Regions from separate parts of the Homo sapiens genome. Here region 1 is linked to region 2. Evidence: chromatin loops called from intact Hi-C (ENCODE). Cell type or tissue: PC-3. All regions are shown on one strand.

Region 1 (8,000 bases), 90 kb before region 2:
AGCTGCTTGAATTTTGCAGAGGCAAAATCTATAGGCTCTGGTCACTTACTGCATAAGAGGAACAAAGGAACAGAAGCATAGTAGTAGTACTGGAAGTAGTAATAGTAATAGTAGAAGTATTGCTACTAGTAATAGTAGTGGTAATAAAAATGATACTCGTCATCTGGCTTTTCCACCCCCAAATGAAGTTAAGTGAAAGAGGAAAGTCAGGTCAGTGGGGGTGGCCAGTGGGGAAAGGGCAGATCATGAGTTCCAAGTCAGATGTATTAAGTATAAGATGCTGCAGGGACGGGACGCATGGCAGAATTCAAGCAGGCAAATGGAGCTTAAGAGAGGGACAGGAGGAAATGAGTAGATCTGGGAATGACAAACAGAGAGGTAGAAAGTTGCCTGAGACAGACAGGGAAACAAGAAGAATGAAAGAAGGTGGCCAGGTGCGGTGCCTTATGCCTGTAATCCCAGCACTTTGGGAGGCCAAGGTGGGCGGATCACTTTAGGTCAGGAGTTCGAGACCAGCCTGGCCAACGTGGTGAAACCCCATCTCTACTAAAAATACAAAAAATTAGCCGGGCGTGGGGCACACGCCTGTAATCCCAGCTACTCCGGAGGCTGAGGCGGGAGAATCGCTGGAACCCCATCTCTACTAAAAGTACAAAAAATTAGCCGGGTGTGGGGCACACGCTTGTAATCCCAGCTACTCTGGAGGCTGAGGCGGGAGAATCGCTGGAACCCGGGAGGCAGAGGTTGCAGTGAGCCGAGATCGCACCACTGCACTCCAGCCTGGGAGACAGAGCAAGACTCCCTCTCAAAAAAAAAAAAAAAGAAGGGAAGGCAGCCAGCCAAGCTAAGAACATTTCGAAGAATCGGTGAAGGACACAAAGAATTACGTTCCTGTCAAAGAAGAATGAGCCAGCCTGTCCATCCGCTAATTGGGAAATGGCCCCATTTTAAGAGAATAAAAGTGCTCAAATGGGTTTTATTACAGCTTCATGTGATTAAAGCTAAAAAAAAAAAAGTCCTAGTAGACCTTTTATGTCATGTTAACAATTTGGTGTTGACTAAGATGTTCTTAAAAGAACCTAAAAGCAAATCACAGCCAATGCCCTGAGTTATGTTCTAGGCCCAGGGAAAAGGCAGGAGGCAGGCAGTAGGGAACTCCTACTGTCTCGGTTCATCTCCTTCCTCATTTATGGGCTGCTTCACTCATTAGCATTGATCGCAAGGAAATGTAGTCATAAGGGTGTTAAAAACATCACTTTAAAATAAAAAATGGCAATGGGTTGCAAAGAAATTTAGTGGCGTGCTCGAGCTTTTCAAAATACACACTGGGTTTTGGTTAGGTTTTAAAAAATAAGTATTTTTTTTTTAGAGATAATACTGAAATGTTTACGAGTGAAATGATATTATTCTAGAATTTGCTTCAAAAAAAAAGGCAGAGTGGGGGATAGAGATACAGATAAAATAGGATTGGCCATGAGCTGGTCATTGTCAAAGCTGAGTGCTAGATACCTGGCAGTTATAATACAGTCCACTTTTGAATATGTTTGAAATTTACCAAAATAGCCAGGCGCAGTAGCTCAAGCCTGTAATTCCAGCACTTTGGGAGGCTGAGGCGAGTGGATCACCTGAGGTCTGGAGTTTGAGACCACCCTGGCCAACATGGTGAAACCCTGTCTCTATTAAAAATACAACAATTAGCTGGGCGTGTTGGTGGGCGCCTGTAGTCCCAGCTACTTGGGAGGCTGAGGCAGGGGAATCACTTGAACCTGGAAGGTGGAGGCAGTGAGCCGAAGTCTCGCCACTGCACTCCAGCTTGGGCGACAAGAGCGAGACTCCAGCTCAAAAAAAAAATAAATAAAAGAAAAAATAAAACGAAATTTACCAATATATAAAGATGTTCTTAAATAGTAACAGAATCACAGAAAATTCTGTTTTAATAGTTAAAAGAGTGGCATAGCGAATAAGAGGGGTGAATTTGTTGTTTTTTTTTTTTTTTTTATGTGGAAGTAATGGATTCTTTTTTTCCTCTGGTCCAAGACCACAATTTTGGGTTTTTGTTTTGTTTTGTTTTTTGGTTTTTGGTTTTTTTTCTAGACAGAGTTTCGCTCTTGTTGCCCAGGCTGGAGTGCAATGTCGCGATCTCGGCTCACGGCAACCTCCACCTCCCAGGTTCAAGCGATGCTCCTATCTCAGCCTCCCGAGTAGCTGGGATTACAGAAGTGCGCCACCATGCCCGGCTAATTTTGTATTTTTAGTAGAAACAGGGTTTCGCCATGTTGGCCAGGCTGGTCTCGAATTCCTGACCTCAGGTGATCCACCCGCCCCAGCCTCCCAAAGTGCTGGGATTACAGGCATGAGCCACCACGCCCGGCCCACAATTTTAATAGCACTCTGATCACCTCCCTTTTAACCAAAGGAAACTCCAAGATAGTAACTTTAATTCAACCAGCTGCTTGAAGACTAAGGGGGTAATAAAGAAACAAAGGAACGTTCTTCATCTGCAACTCCTCCCCTAGAATGCTATCAGTACAGGGTCTTATTTCCCTTTTAATCCAGGGGCTCTCCATTCATTTTGTTTTTTCCTTTCTTTTTTTTTTTAAAGACAGAGTCTCACTTTGTCACCCAGGCTGGAGTGCAGTGGCACGACCTTGGCTCACAGCAACCTCTGCCTCCTGGGTACAAGCGATTTTCATGCCCCAGCCTCCCAAGTAGCTGAGATTACAGGCATGTGCCACCATGCCCAGCTAATTTTTGTATTTTTAGTAGAGATGAGGTTTTACCGTGTTGGCCAGGCTGGTCACAAACTCTCGGCCTCAGGTGATCTGCCCGCCTTGGCCTCCCAACATGCTGGGATTACAGGCGTGAGCCACTGCACCTGACCTCCCTCCATTTCTTTTTGCCTCTCCCTTTCCTCTCCTCCTGCAACTTCATGCAATTATTTTGTTGAAGAAATGCAGGCCATGTGTCCTGTAGTTTTTTCCACTGGATTCTGCTGCTCTTATCCCTTGTTATTGACTCACACATCCCTCTGTTGGTTAGAAATTGATCAGATTCAACTTGATCAGATTGTTTGGCAAGACTACTTTGCAGGTGGCCTCACTTACTTTTAATTTATGCTAAATTGCTTAATTTTATGCAACCTAGCAAGCTAACTTAAACTCTTAATGAAAAAAGGAAAAATGAATAAATATAAATAATCCCTCAGCAAATTAACATTTTCATCTCTGTCAATTTGATGGGTACAAGGGTACAAGGGGTGTCTCATTGTTTTGAATCACATTTTAAAAATATTTAATGAAGCTGAGTATACATATATTTTTTTTTTTCTTTTTTCTTGAGATGGAGTTTCACTCTGTCCCCCAGGCTGGACTGCAATGGCACGATCTCAGCTCATTGCAACCTCTGTCTCCCGGGTTCAAGAAATTCTCCTTTCTCAGCCTCCCAAGTAGCTGGGACTATAGACGTACACCACCATGCCCAGCTTATTTTTGTATTTTTAGTAGAGACGGGGTTTCGCCATGCTGGCCAGGCTGATCTCAAACTCCTGACCTCAGGTGATCTGCCTGCCTCAGCCTCCCAAAGTGCTGGGATTACAGGCGTGAGACACCACGCCCAGCTGCAGCTGAGTATTTTTTATATATCCACTGTCATCTGTATTCATTTTTCTGTGAACTCCCTGTTCAAGTCATCTGCTCGTTTTTATAACAGGTTATTATTATTGTTTTCTTTGTAAAAGAAGGCATTGCCCCTTTTGTAGTTAGTGTTGCAACACACACACACACACACACAAACACATACACTGTTTTTTTTCCTTTTTGGTTATATAAAATTTTAAATTTTTACATTCTTTTATGTTCTCTGCATTTTCATAAGGTAAAAACATTCTTTCCGCTTCCCCAATGGCTAGATAGTTCTTCCAATATCACCTATTAATCTGTCTACTTGTTTCCAAATGAATTGTACACAACTTTTTAATATTTAAGCCTCTTATTCTTTTGTATAAGTTCATTGGCTGACATGTCCAAAACATATATGAAATATTCATGTAGACATCTTCATTTGATCCTCACTTTAAGAGAATTCTTTCTTGCTTTTCACAATTAAAAAAAAATGATGCTGGCTTTGGATTCAGCTGAATAGACCAACTGAATGATTTTTCTCATGTTGAGGAGGTATATCACTCTTTTCATTTTACTGAGTGGGCTAGGCTGAGGATGGTTCCCAAGTTCATGCCCATATCCTAATCCATGCAACCTATGAATGTTATCATGATAATTTTTTGCAGATGTGATTAAATTAAGGCTTTTGAGATGAGAAGATGAGCCTAAATTATCCAGGTGGGACTTAAATGCAATCAGAAGTGTCCTTACACAGAGGGGCAGAGGGAGAGTAGACACACCCAGAGAGGAGAAGGAGAGGCGAAGGCTGAGTCAGAGACTTTGGTGATGCAGCTGCAATGTAAGGAATGCCAAAGGCCAGCAGCCACCACAGGCATGGATCCTCTCCCAGAGCCTCTGGAGGGAGCCTGACATGCCAATACCTTCACTGTAGACTTCTGGCCTCCAGATGTCAGAGAAAAAATTTCTGGTGTTTTAACGGGACAGAATACAGAGCCCAGAAATAAGGCTGCACACCTACAACCATCTGATCTTCGACAAAGTGGACAAAAACAAACACTGGGGAAAGGACTCCCTATCCAATAAAAGGTGCCGGAATAACTAGCTAGCTATATGCAGAAGGTTGAAACTGGATCCCTTCCTTATACCATATACGAAAACCAACTCCAGAGGGATTAAAGATTTAAATGTAAAACCCAAAACTATAAAAACCCTGGAAGACAACCTAGGCACTACCACTCAGCCATAGGAATGGGCAAAGATTTCATAATGAAGATGCCAAAAGCAACTGCAATAAAAGCAAAAATTGACAAACAGGATCTAATTAAACTAAAGAGCATCTGCACAGCTAAAGAAATTATGAATAAACAGACAACCTACAGAACGGGAAAAAATTTTTGCAAACTATGCATCTGACAGAGGTCTCATATCCAGCATCTATAAGGAACTTAAACACATTTACAAGAAAAAAGCAAACAGCCCCATTAAAAAGTGGGCAAAGGACACAAACAGACACTTTTCAAAAGAAGATATACATGTGGCTAACAAGCATGTGAAAAAAAGCTCATCACTGATCATTAAAACCACAGTGAAATAACATCTCAGACCAGTCCGAATCAAATCAAAACCACGGTGAAATAACATCTCAGACCAGTCTGAATCAAATCAAAACCACGGTGAAATAACATCTCAGACCAGTCTGAAAGTCTATTATTCAAAAGTGAATAATAATAATAATAATAATAATAACAGATGCCAGCGAGGTTGCAGAGAAAAAGGAATGCTTATACATTGTTGGTGGGAGTGTAACTCAGTTCAACTATTGTGGAAAGCAGTGTGGCTATTCCTCAAAGAGCTAAAAACAGAACTACCATTTGACCCAGCAATGCCATTACTGGGTCTATATCCAGAGGAATAGAAATCATTCTACCATAAAGACACATACACATATATGTTCACTGCAGCACTATTCACAATAGCAGAGACGTGGAATCAATCCAAATGCCCATCAATGATAGACTGGATAAGAAAATGTGGGCCGGGCACAGTGGCTCACACCTGTAATCCCAGCACTTTGGGAAGCCAAGGCGGGCAGAATAGTTGAGGTCAGGAGTTCAAGACCAGCCTGGCCAACATGGTGAAACCACGTCTCTACTAAAAATACAAAAATTAGCCGGGCGTGGTGGCACGTGCCTGTAATCCCAGCTACTCAGGAGGCTGAGGCAGGAGAATTGCTTGAACCCTGGAGACAGAGGTTGCAGTGAGCCAAGATGGTGCCATTGCACTCCAGCCTGGGCGATAGAGTGAGACTCCGTCAAAAAAAAGAAGGAAGGAGGGAAGGAAGAAAGGAAGGAAGGAAGGAAGGAAGGAAAAAAGACAATGTGGTACATATACACCACGAAGTACTATGCAGCCATAAAAAAAGAACGAGATCACATCCTTTGCAGGAATATGGGTGGAGCTGGAGGATATTATCTTTAGCAAACTAATACAGAAAGAGAAAACCAGATTATCTCATGTTCTCACTTATATAAATGAGAACTAAATGATGAGAACACACGGACACATGAGGGAACAACACACACTGGGGCCTATCAGAGGGTGGAAGGAGGGGGAGGGAGAGGATCAGGAAAAATAACTAATGGGTACTAGGCTTAATACTTGGGTAATGAAATAATCTGTACAACAAATCCCCATGACACAAGTCTACCTATATAACAAACCTGCACATGTACCCCTGAACGTAAAACAAAACTTAAAAAAAAAAAATTCAGGGGTTTTAAACCACCAAGTTTGTGGTAATTTGTTACAGCAGCTACAGAAAATTATTAAATAATATGCTGTTATCAGAAATGGACAATGAATTTTGTCAAATTTTCTTCCAACATTTATTGAAATAATGCAGCATCCTTCCTGCCACACCCACACTGCCACACTCTCTAACAAATGTATTTCTTGCTTTTCCCATGCTCTTCTCTTCCTTTCCCTACCCCACTTTCACTCTCTTGCCTTCTTAACTCCTGTAGCATTTGGCCTTCAGAAGCATCTTGTGATCCTGCATTGCTAGTGGCGACAGAAACAAAGAACTGGCTAATCCCTGGACTCAAGAAACATCTACAGAGTCTCCATTTGACAATATAAGAAGGCAAAACAACCAAAGTTGAGAAATTAACTGCAAACTATAAAGAATGGATATTAGCAGAGGAGTCCCCTCCTGCTCTTCAGTGGAGCAAGGAAGGAGGAGAGGCTGACCCCCTTCCAGGTCTTTCTAACTCAACGCCATCTTGGAGGAAAAAGCATAAGGAAGAAATGCAGCTCTTTCCCCAGGCCTGAAATTCCTCATGAATTCTGAAACTCTTCATGTTCCCTACCAACAAGAAACAAGAGGGTAAAGAAACCGCGGCCAAAATAATAGAAAATATATGGCAAGATTCTTTACCCTGTAACTCAAATCCTGCAACCTGGAAAACCTCAGTTTAATCCTTTGCCCCATGGCTGTTTCTGCAATGTCTAGTTACCTTTCTTTCCAGAGAAGCTGGACGTTTGTGAGAGTCATGTTTTGCAAACCATAGCCTAGCAAAAGAACACAGTAGCCTTTGCCTTTTGTTCGGCTACATACTTTCCTGGCTTAGCGCATTTCCCACTGGTGACACTTCTGGCTAAGGGTTCGTGATGCCCAATTAAAAAGCAAAGACAAAGAAATTGCTTCAAGAAAATCAAAAAATTTAAATCTGAGATTTTCTAAAAAGAGAACGCTAATCTACAAAAACTAACAACTTATTTTCAAAGTACTGTAGTTTGGTTCATGCAAGTGTACTCATTTCAATATTAACTAGTTCAGATCCTCACGTAACCCTTAAAGTGAAAATTCCACAGTCCTATAGAAAGATTTAAACTCTAACTTTTTAACTCCTGAAGAAATAATCATTACCGTAATTAACAACTATTGCTTCAGGCAATGCCATAACTCAGGGTGTCAAAAGAAGTGGAGTTCTGTAGTCTTAGGTAATAAGTCTGGAAATTGTTCCAGGCAGTCACCTTGAAATATCTAAATCAGTTAATTGCGAAGACTGAGCACAAGAAAAAGTATATAAATTCTCTATTGTACCAGAACAATGTTCCACCTATGTGATCACAGAAATGTGGGTGAAACGTATTAGAGTAAATATGTTCCATGTAGTCTCATATACACTGTAACCTATGCAATGTTCCCAAACTTATTTTATTTTTCCTTTTTTCCTTTTTTTTTTTTTTTTTTTGAGACAGAGTTTCACTCTTGTTGCCCAGGCCGGAGTGCAATGGCGCAATCTCAGCTCACTGCAACCTCCATCTCCCAGGTTCAAGTGATTCTCCTGCCTCAGCCTCCTGAGTAGCTGGGATTAC
Region 2 (8,000 bases):
CCACAGTTGGTTGAATCCTTGTATATGGAGAGCCAACTATATATATATCTATATATATATGGATATATATATGGATATATATATGGATATATATATGGATATATATATGGATATATATGGATATATATATGGATATATCTGGATATATATATGGATATATATATCTGGATATATATATGGATATATATATCTGGATATATATATATATACATATCACACATCTGTGTATATTTTTCTCTTTCTTACCACACTCACTCATTTTCTGCCTGTCCTGCCCTGCCTGGCTTCAGAAAATCTGAAGACACCAGAGCTCTACAGAAAGCCAAATAAATGGCTGTGCTCTCTGTGTAAAGTTTCAGTTACACTTAGATTCGGAACTCCTTTGGAACTCACCTAATCAATTTCATATTTAACTAATTACTGGCTTGTCTTGTATGGGGTCATTGAGAAAGAATTGCACATTGGTCACCCAGAGTCCTAGTTTCTCACTTTATCACTTCTCCCCGAGAGGATGTCTTCATAATCTCGTGTTTATACTGTATTTTCTTTTTCAAACGTAAAGAATTGAAGAACCTCACTGTGGCTACCGCTTCAGCTTTCAAAGGTAATATGCTACAGAGGGCTCAGGGTGATCGATGGATGCCCAGTGACATGAGGGGTGTGTAGTGAACATTTATTAAGTTATGGAGAGAGCAGAGAGAATTCCTTTAGAATGAGGGTTGTCAAATTGTGGCCTATGGTCCAAATCCAGCCCACTGGCTCTTATTATAAGTAAAGGCTTTTTTGTTTTTGTTTTTGTTTTTAGTTTTTTTTGTTTGTTTATTTGTTTGTTTTTTAGTCTTGCTCTGTCACCCAGGCTGGAGTGCAATGGCACGATCTTAGCTTGCTGCAACCTCGGCCTCCCAGGTTCAAGCGATTCTCCTGCCTCAGCCCCCCAAGTAGCTGGGACTACAGGTGCCCACCACCATGCCCAGCTAATTTTTGTATTTTTAGTAGAGACAGGGTTTCACCATCTTGGCCAGGCTGGCCTCGATCTCCTGATCTCAGCTGATCTACCCGCCTTGGCCTCCCAAAGTGCTGGGATCACAGGCATGAGCCACCACGCCCTGCCATAAGTAAAGTTTTATTGAAACACAGCTATGCCCATCCATTTAAGTATTGTCTATGGCTATTTTTGTGTTTCCCCAGAGTTGAATATTAGCAACAGAGAGCATCCGGCCCCTGAAGTCTAAAATATTTACTGTCTGGTCCTTTACAGGATAAATGTGTAGATCCCTGCTTTACAAACTGGTCTTGACTGCATGTTTCCATAAACTCGAGTTACTGACAAATGCGTCATAAGTCATGAATCTTGCAACATAAGAAAAAAGGATTGGCCAGGTGTGGTAGCTCATGTCTGTGATCCCAACACTTTGGGAGATCGAGGTGGAAGGATTGCTTGAGCCCAGGGATTCAAGACCAGCCTGGGCAACATGGCGAGACCCTGTCTCTATTTAAAAAAAAAAAAAAAAGTTAATAAAATAAATAAATAAAATTTTATAAACAGACAAAAGGATTTCTCAGTTTTCCTTGAGTATATATCTGAATTTCCACCTATTTTACTTTTCTTACCTATCTCTCAGGATGTCCAAGTCCTGGTACATTTAAGTAGTCGGTCTATGTATTTAGAGAAGGACTAGGAAAAATCAAAATATAGAATTCAGCCTAAGAAATGCCAGCTGTAAAAGACATATCTCACAAATCTGCTTTTTAATCTCAGGGACCAAAAGAAATAAGAGGGAAACACCTCAGTTTATTATATTTCATTTTTTAAGTCTTAAGTCTTAAGCCTTTTCTTAAGACTTACAATAATGATAGGGTATAGGTTACAAAAATGTAAAAGTATGATTTCTGGTCAGAGAAGCTTAAAATTCTGAGAAACCCTGCTATACACCATGAGTAATGTTAATAACATTTTTGTAATATTTTACAGTTTACGGTCTCTTTCCACACACACCATATCATTTTATCCTTACAATGACGCTGTGAAATGGGTTGTCCCAACAGCCCAGTTTGTCATCATCACCTCAGGGTGCTTTACTTTCGCAAGATGGAAAAATCTGTGACCTGAAACCATCTTGACCGCAGATGTAAAAATGTGTCTTCTGATTCCTACTTCCTAACTTTAAACGATCTAATCTAGTATTAAGCTAGGTAACTTTTCCTAAGTGCCCTGGAAATGTGTCCTTTTCAGGCTAAGAGTCATCTAGCAACATTCTGGCTCATTTTATATTAGTTGTTAATGGGACAAGCTCAATTCAGGACTTACAAAGTCCACAGCAAATCTGTTTATCTCCTTACCACCCTGTACCTTGGCCAATACACTGTGACAATTCAATAAATGCTGTACTATTTGAGGATGAGTTAGAAACACTGATATAGGACAAAGTGTTGTACCCTTCAAGGCTCCTTGGTCTGTTCACATTGATATTAATAGATGGTTCTCAGCTTCAGTCACAGAACTGAATAATTCAGGTCATACTAAACTACTGCACTTTTTTAAAAACTATAAAATATTCTGGGAAATTTTTTAGGTAAGTGACATATGCAAGTTATAGAAAAAGTTTAAAAGTCCACAGAAAATGAAGTTGTCTGAACTACAATTGTGTAGAAATAATCAGATCCTCAATATAAGAAATAAACTTGTTCTTAAGCTGTTTCATCTGGATTTGCATCTAGAGTGAATGTTTTATAATTAACAACATATGGCAGATAAGTAGAAAATACTACTGGTTTTTAAATATTTATTCTCTTTTGAGATTGGTAGACTAATAATTGTATCTGTAGACCAAAGTCAAAAAACCAATCAGTTTTATCTGTTGGGATTTTTGTTTCATTTTTTTGTTTTGTTTGAGATGGGGTTTCACTTTATCGCCCAGGCTGGAGTGCAGTGGTGCAATCATAGCTCACTGCAGCCTTGACCTCCTGGGCTCAGGTGATCCTCCCACCTCAGCCTCCCAAGTAGCTGGGACTACAGATGCACATTACCATACCTGGCTAATTTATATATATATACACACACACATTTTGTAGAGTCGGAGTTTCATCATGTTGCCCAGGCAGGTCTCAAACTCCTGGGCTCAAGCAATCTGCCCACCTCAGCCTCCCAAAGTGCTGAGATTACAGGCATGAGCCACTGCACCTAGCCTAGTTCTAACTGTTTTTTAATTAACATATCACACGATTGGGTAGTATTTAATCAGTATTATGTGGCTGTGTAGTATTGGAAAGTAGCTATTTGAGAGTACAATGAACACTAATGGCATTTTATAAATTGGGCTTCCTGTTATCCATAAAGATGATGGCTAACCTCGTAGCACAGCAGCATGAGCTACATACTGTACATTTGTTAATGATTCTGTATCAGACAGTACAAGAAGTAAAACGGCAGAGACATTAGATTGTACTTTACGGCCACCAGAATTCTTTGGAAGTGTGTCCTGGAACCCCTTTCTGGCAGCCTTACCTTACTGGCATTTAGATGGAAAATGAAGAGAACCTAGAAACCCTGCACGTTTGCTAAAGATAACTGAAGATGTCCACTTTATAGGTCCTTATTTATTCTTTTGGTTCTGGTTTGTTTTTTGACCCAAATAAATATCAAAATGAATTTATTAAACATTTTTGGGGGCATATTGCCAAATCGGATGCTACTATATATAAAGAAACTGTGTGGAGTATGGTAACACCATCTGGCACGATGAATAAATTTTGGGATGCTTGTGGAAATTTCAAAGAAAAATGTAGGAAATTTTGTGCATAATTTTCTTAAACTTATTTGTATGAGATCTAGGATTATACAGGTTTCCAATAGACATTTGGATGAATTTTGTTAATACTTAGATAATCCTTTAAGAAAAAAATAATGCCTGGCTTTTAACTTTTAAAAATTCATTGTTTTGGGGCCAGGCGCGGTGGCTCATGCCTGTAATTCCAGCATTTTGGGAGGCCGAGGTGGGTGGATCACAAGGTCAGAAGTTCAAGACCAGCCTGGCCAAGGTGGTGAAACCCTGTCTCTACTAAAATACAAAAAATAGCTGGGCGTGGTTGTGGGCGCCTGTATTCCCAGCTACTCAGGAGGCTGAAGCAAGAGAATCACTTGAACCTGGGCAGCAGAGGTTGCAGTGAGCCGAGATCACACCACTGTACTCCAGCCTGGGCGACAGAGTGAGACTCCGTGAAAAAAAAAAAAAAAATCCATTCTTTTGTACAATAGGGGCTTCTAACAGTAGTTATTTAAAATATGCTGTGTAAAATATTTTTAAAGGATTTGTGAACATCGTAATGCAAGCATACCTCAGAGCTATTGAGGGTTTGGTTTCAGACCACTGCAGTAAAGCAAATATTGCAATAAAGTGAGTCACACGAGTTTTTTGGTTTCCCAGCGCATAGAAGTTATGATGACACTATACTATAGTCTATTAAGTGTACAATAGAATTGTGCTCATAAAAAAGTATACACATTAATTTTAAAATACTTTTTCTTTTTTTTAAAAAAAACCGTTTTTTTTTTTCCTTCAGACGGAGTCTCACTCTGTCAACCAGGCTAGAGTGCAATGGTGCGACCTTGGCTCACTGCAACCTCTGCCTCCCAGGTTCAAGAGATTCTCCTGCCTTAGCCTCCTGAGTAGCTGGGACTACATGCATGTGCCACCATGCCCAGCTAATTTTTGCATTTTTTAGTAGAGACAGGATTTCGCCATGTTGGCCAGGCTGGTCTCGAACTCCTGACCTCAGATGATCCACCCGCTTGGACCTACCAAAGTGCTAGGATTACAGGCGTGAGCCACCGTGCCCAGCCCTTTTTTTTTTTTAGAGAGATGGGCTTTCGCTCTATTACCTGGGCTGGAGTGCAGTGGCATGGTCATAGCCCACTGTAGCCTTAAACTCCTGGGCTCAAGCAATCCTCCCATTTCAGCCTCCAGACTGGCTTGGATTACAGGAGTGACCCACCATGCCCAGCACAAAAAAAATACTTTGGTGCTGAAAAATACTAATGAGCACCTGAGTCTTTAGCAAGTCATAATCTTTTTTGCTGCTGGACAGTCTTGCCTTGACGTTGATGGCTGCTTACTGATCAAAGTAGTGGTTGCTGAAGGTTGAGGTGGCTGTGGCAATTTCTTAAAAGAAGACAACAATGAAATGTGTGACTCAATAGGCTTCTTTTGATGAAAGATTTCTCTGTAGCATGCGATGCTGTTTGACAGCATTTTACCCAAAGTGAAACTTCTTTCGAAATTGAAGTCAATGCCCTCAAGCCCTGTTGCTGCTTTATTAACTAAGTGGATGTAATATTCTAAATCCTTTGTTGTCATTTCAACAATGTTCACAGCATCTTCACTAACAATAGTTTGCATCTCAAGAAGACACTTTCTTTGCTCCTCCAGAGGAAGCAACTCTTTATCCATTCAAGTTTGATCGTGAGATTGCAGCAATTCAGTCCTATCTTCAGAGTTCACATCTCATTCTAGTTCTCCATATTTCCACTACACCTGAAATTATTTCCTCTACTGAAGTCTTGAACCCCTCAAAGTCATCCATGAGGGTTGGAATCAACTTCTTCCAAACTCCTGTTCATGTTGATGTTTTCACCTCCTCCCATGAGTCATGAATGTTCATAATGCCATCTAGAATGATGAAGCTTTTCTGGAAGGATTTCAATGTACTTACTTTGTCCAGATTTATCAGAAGAATCACTGTCTATAGCACCTGTAGCCGTACAAAGTGTATTCTTTAAATAATAAGACTAAAAAGTCAAAATTACTTTTTGATCCGTGGGCTGCAAAATGCATGTTGTGTTAGGCATGCAAACAACACTCATCTCTGCACATCTCCATCAGCACTCTTGGGTGACCAGGTGCATTGTCAATGAGCAGTAATATTTTGAAAAAAAGTATTTTTTTGAGCAGTAGGTCTCAACAGTGGGTTTAAAATATTCGGTAATCCATGCCATAAACAGATGTGCTGTCTGTCATCCAGGCTTTGTTTTTCCATTAACAGAGTCCAAGCCGAGTAAATATAGCATAATTCTCTCTCTCTCTCTCTCTCTCTCTCTCTCTCCCCGAGACAGTCTCACTCTGGTGTAATCACAACTCACTGCAGCCTCAACGTCCTGGGCTCAAGTGATCCTCTTACCTCAGCCTCCCAAGTAGCTGGGACTACGGGTGCATGCCAGCCCCCATGCCTGGCTAATTTTTGTTTTTGTTTTTTTTGTAGAGGCAGGGTTTCAACATGTTACCCAGGCTGGTCTCAAACTCCTGGGCTCACCACCAACCTCAGCCTCCCAAAGTGTTAGAATTACAGGCATGAGCCAATGCACCCAACCCTAGCAAAATTTTTAAGGCCCTAGGATTTTCAGAATGGTGACTAAGCACTGGCATCAACCTAAGTCACCAGCTGCTTTAGCCCCTAACAAGAGTGTCAGCCTGTTCTTTGAGGCTTTGAAGCCAGGCATTGACTTCACCTTTCTTGCCGTGAAAGTCTTAGATGGCATCTTCTTCCAAGAGAAGGCTGTTTCATCTATACAAAAAATCTGTTGTTTGGTGTAGCCATCTTCATCAATGGTCTTAGCTAGATGGTCTGGATAACTTACAGCAGCTTCTGTATCAGCCTTTGCTGTTTCATCTTGCAGTTTTGTGTTATGGAGATGACTGCTTTCCTTAAACCTTATGGACCAACCTCTTAAAGCTTCAGAGTTTTCTTCTTCAGCTTCCTCACCTGTCTCAGCTTTATAGAATCCAAGAGAGTTAGTGCCTTGCTCTGGATTGGGCTTTGCCTTAAGGGAGTGCTATAGCTGGTTTGATCTTCTATCTAGATCACTCAGAGGCTATCTTCACATCAGCAATCAGGCTGTTTCACCTCTTCTTCTTCTTTTTTTTTTTTTTTTTTTTTTTGTGATGGAGTCTCACTCTGTTGCCCAGGCTGGAGTGCAGTGGCACGATCTTGGCTCACTGCAACCTCTGCCTCCCAGGTTCAAGCAATTCTCCTGCCTCAGCCTCCCATGTATCTGAGACTACAGGCACGCACCACCACACCTGGCTAATTTTTTTTGCATTTATAGTAGAGATAGGGTTTCACCATGTCGGTCAGGCTGGTCTCGAACTCCTGGCTTCAAGTGATCTACCCACCTCAGCCTTTCAAAGTGCCGGGATTACAGGCGTGAACCACTCACTTTTTTTATCATTCGTGTGTTCACTGGAACTGGAGTAGGTAGCACTTTTAATATGTTTTGAGAACTTTACCTTTGCATTTACAACTAGGGTAACTGTTTGGTGCAGGAAGCCTAGCTTTTGGCCTACTTCAGCTTTCAACATGCCTTCCTTACTAGGTTTAATTATTTCTAGGTTTTTATTTATTTATTATTTTATTTTATTTTGCTTTGTTTTTGAGATGGAGTTTCACTCTTGTTGCCCAGGCTGGAGTGCAATGGTGCGATCTTGGCTCACTGCAACCTCTGCCTCCCTGGTTCAAGTGATTCTCCTGCCTCAGCCTCCCTAGTAGCCGGGATTACAGGCACGCTCCACCATGCCCAGCTAATTTTTATATTTTTAGTAGAGACAGGGTTTTGCCATGTTGGCCAGGCTGGTCTTGAACTCCTGATCTCAGGTGATCCACCCGCCTTGGCCTCCCAAAGTGCTGGAATTACACACCTGAGCCACAGTGTCCAGCCCCTAGGTTTTGATTTAAAACGACAGATCTGCAATTCTTCCTTTCACTTGAACACTTAGAGGCTATGATAGGGTTCTTAACTGATCAAATTTGAATACCGTCATGTCTCAGTTAATAGTGAAGCCAGAAAAAAGGGAGAGGAGACTGGAATGGCCAGTGGGTTGGTGGAGCCATCAGAACACACATAACTTTTATGATTAAGTTCAATGTCTTATACAGGGGTGGTTCAAGATGTCCCCCCAAAATTACAATGATAACATCAAAAATCACTGATCATAGATCACTGTAACAGA

The links. Peaks named below come from ENCODE experiments on the same cell type or tissue, not always from the same donor. Only the 100,000 strongest peaks of a DNase experiment are listed, where the experiment ranks them.
Region 1: a loop joins it to region 2, with 2.2 times the contacts of the local background. A loop is called at or near these places in 17 of 110 quality-filtered maps.

Annotation. Positions count from the first base shown.
Region 1 is chr17:69,489,097-69,497,096 of GRCh38, reverse strand. The region is part of intron 1 of MAP2K6 (mitogen-activated protein kinase kinase 6); the gene reads right to left. Among named protein-coding and RNA genes, the nearest start is that of MAP2K6-AS1, 7.6 kb to the right of the region's middle. In PC-3, a CTCF peak has its summit at 4,515 (motif pointing right); a DNase peak (open chromatin) is centred at 4,436.
Region 2 is chr17:69,398,636-69,406,635 of GRCh38, reverse strand. No RefSeq gene overlaps it. Among named protein-coding and RNA genes, the nearest start is that of MAP2K6, 12 kb to the left of the region's middle. In PC-3, no CTCF peak of the experiment used is centred here; DNase peaks (open chromatin) are centred at 2,045 and 4,375; H3K4me3 peaks cover 1,114 bases; H3K27ac peaks cover 3,833 bases.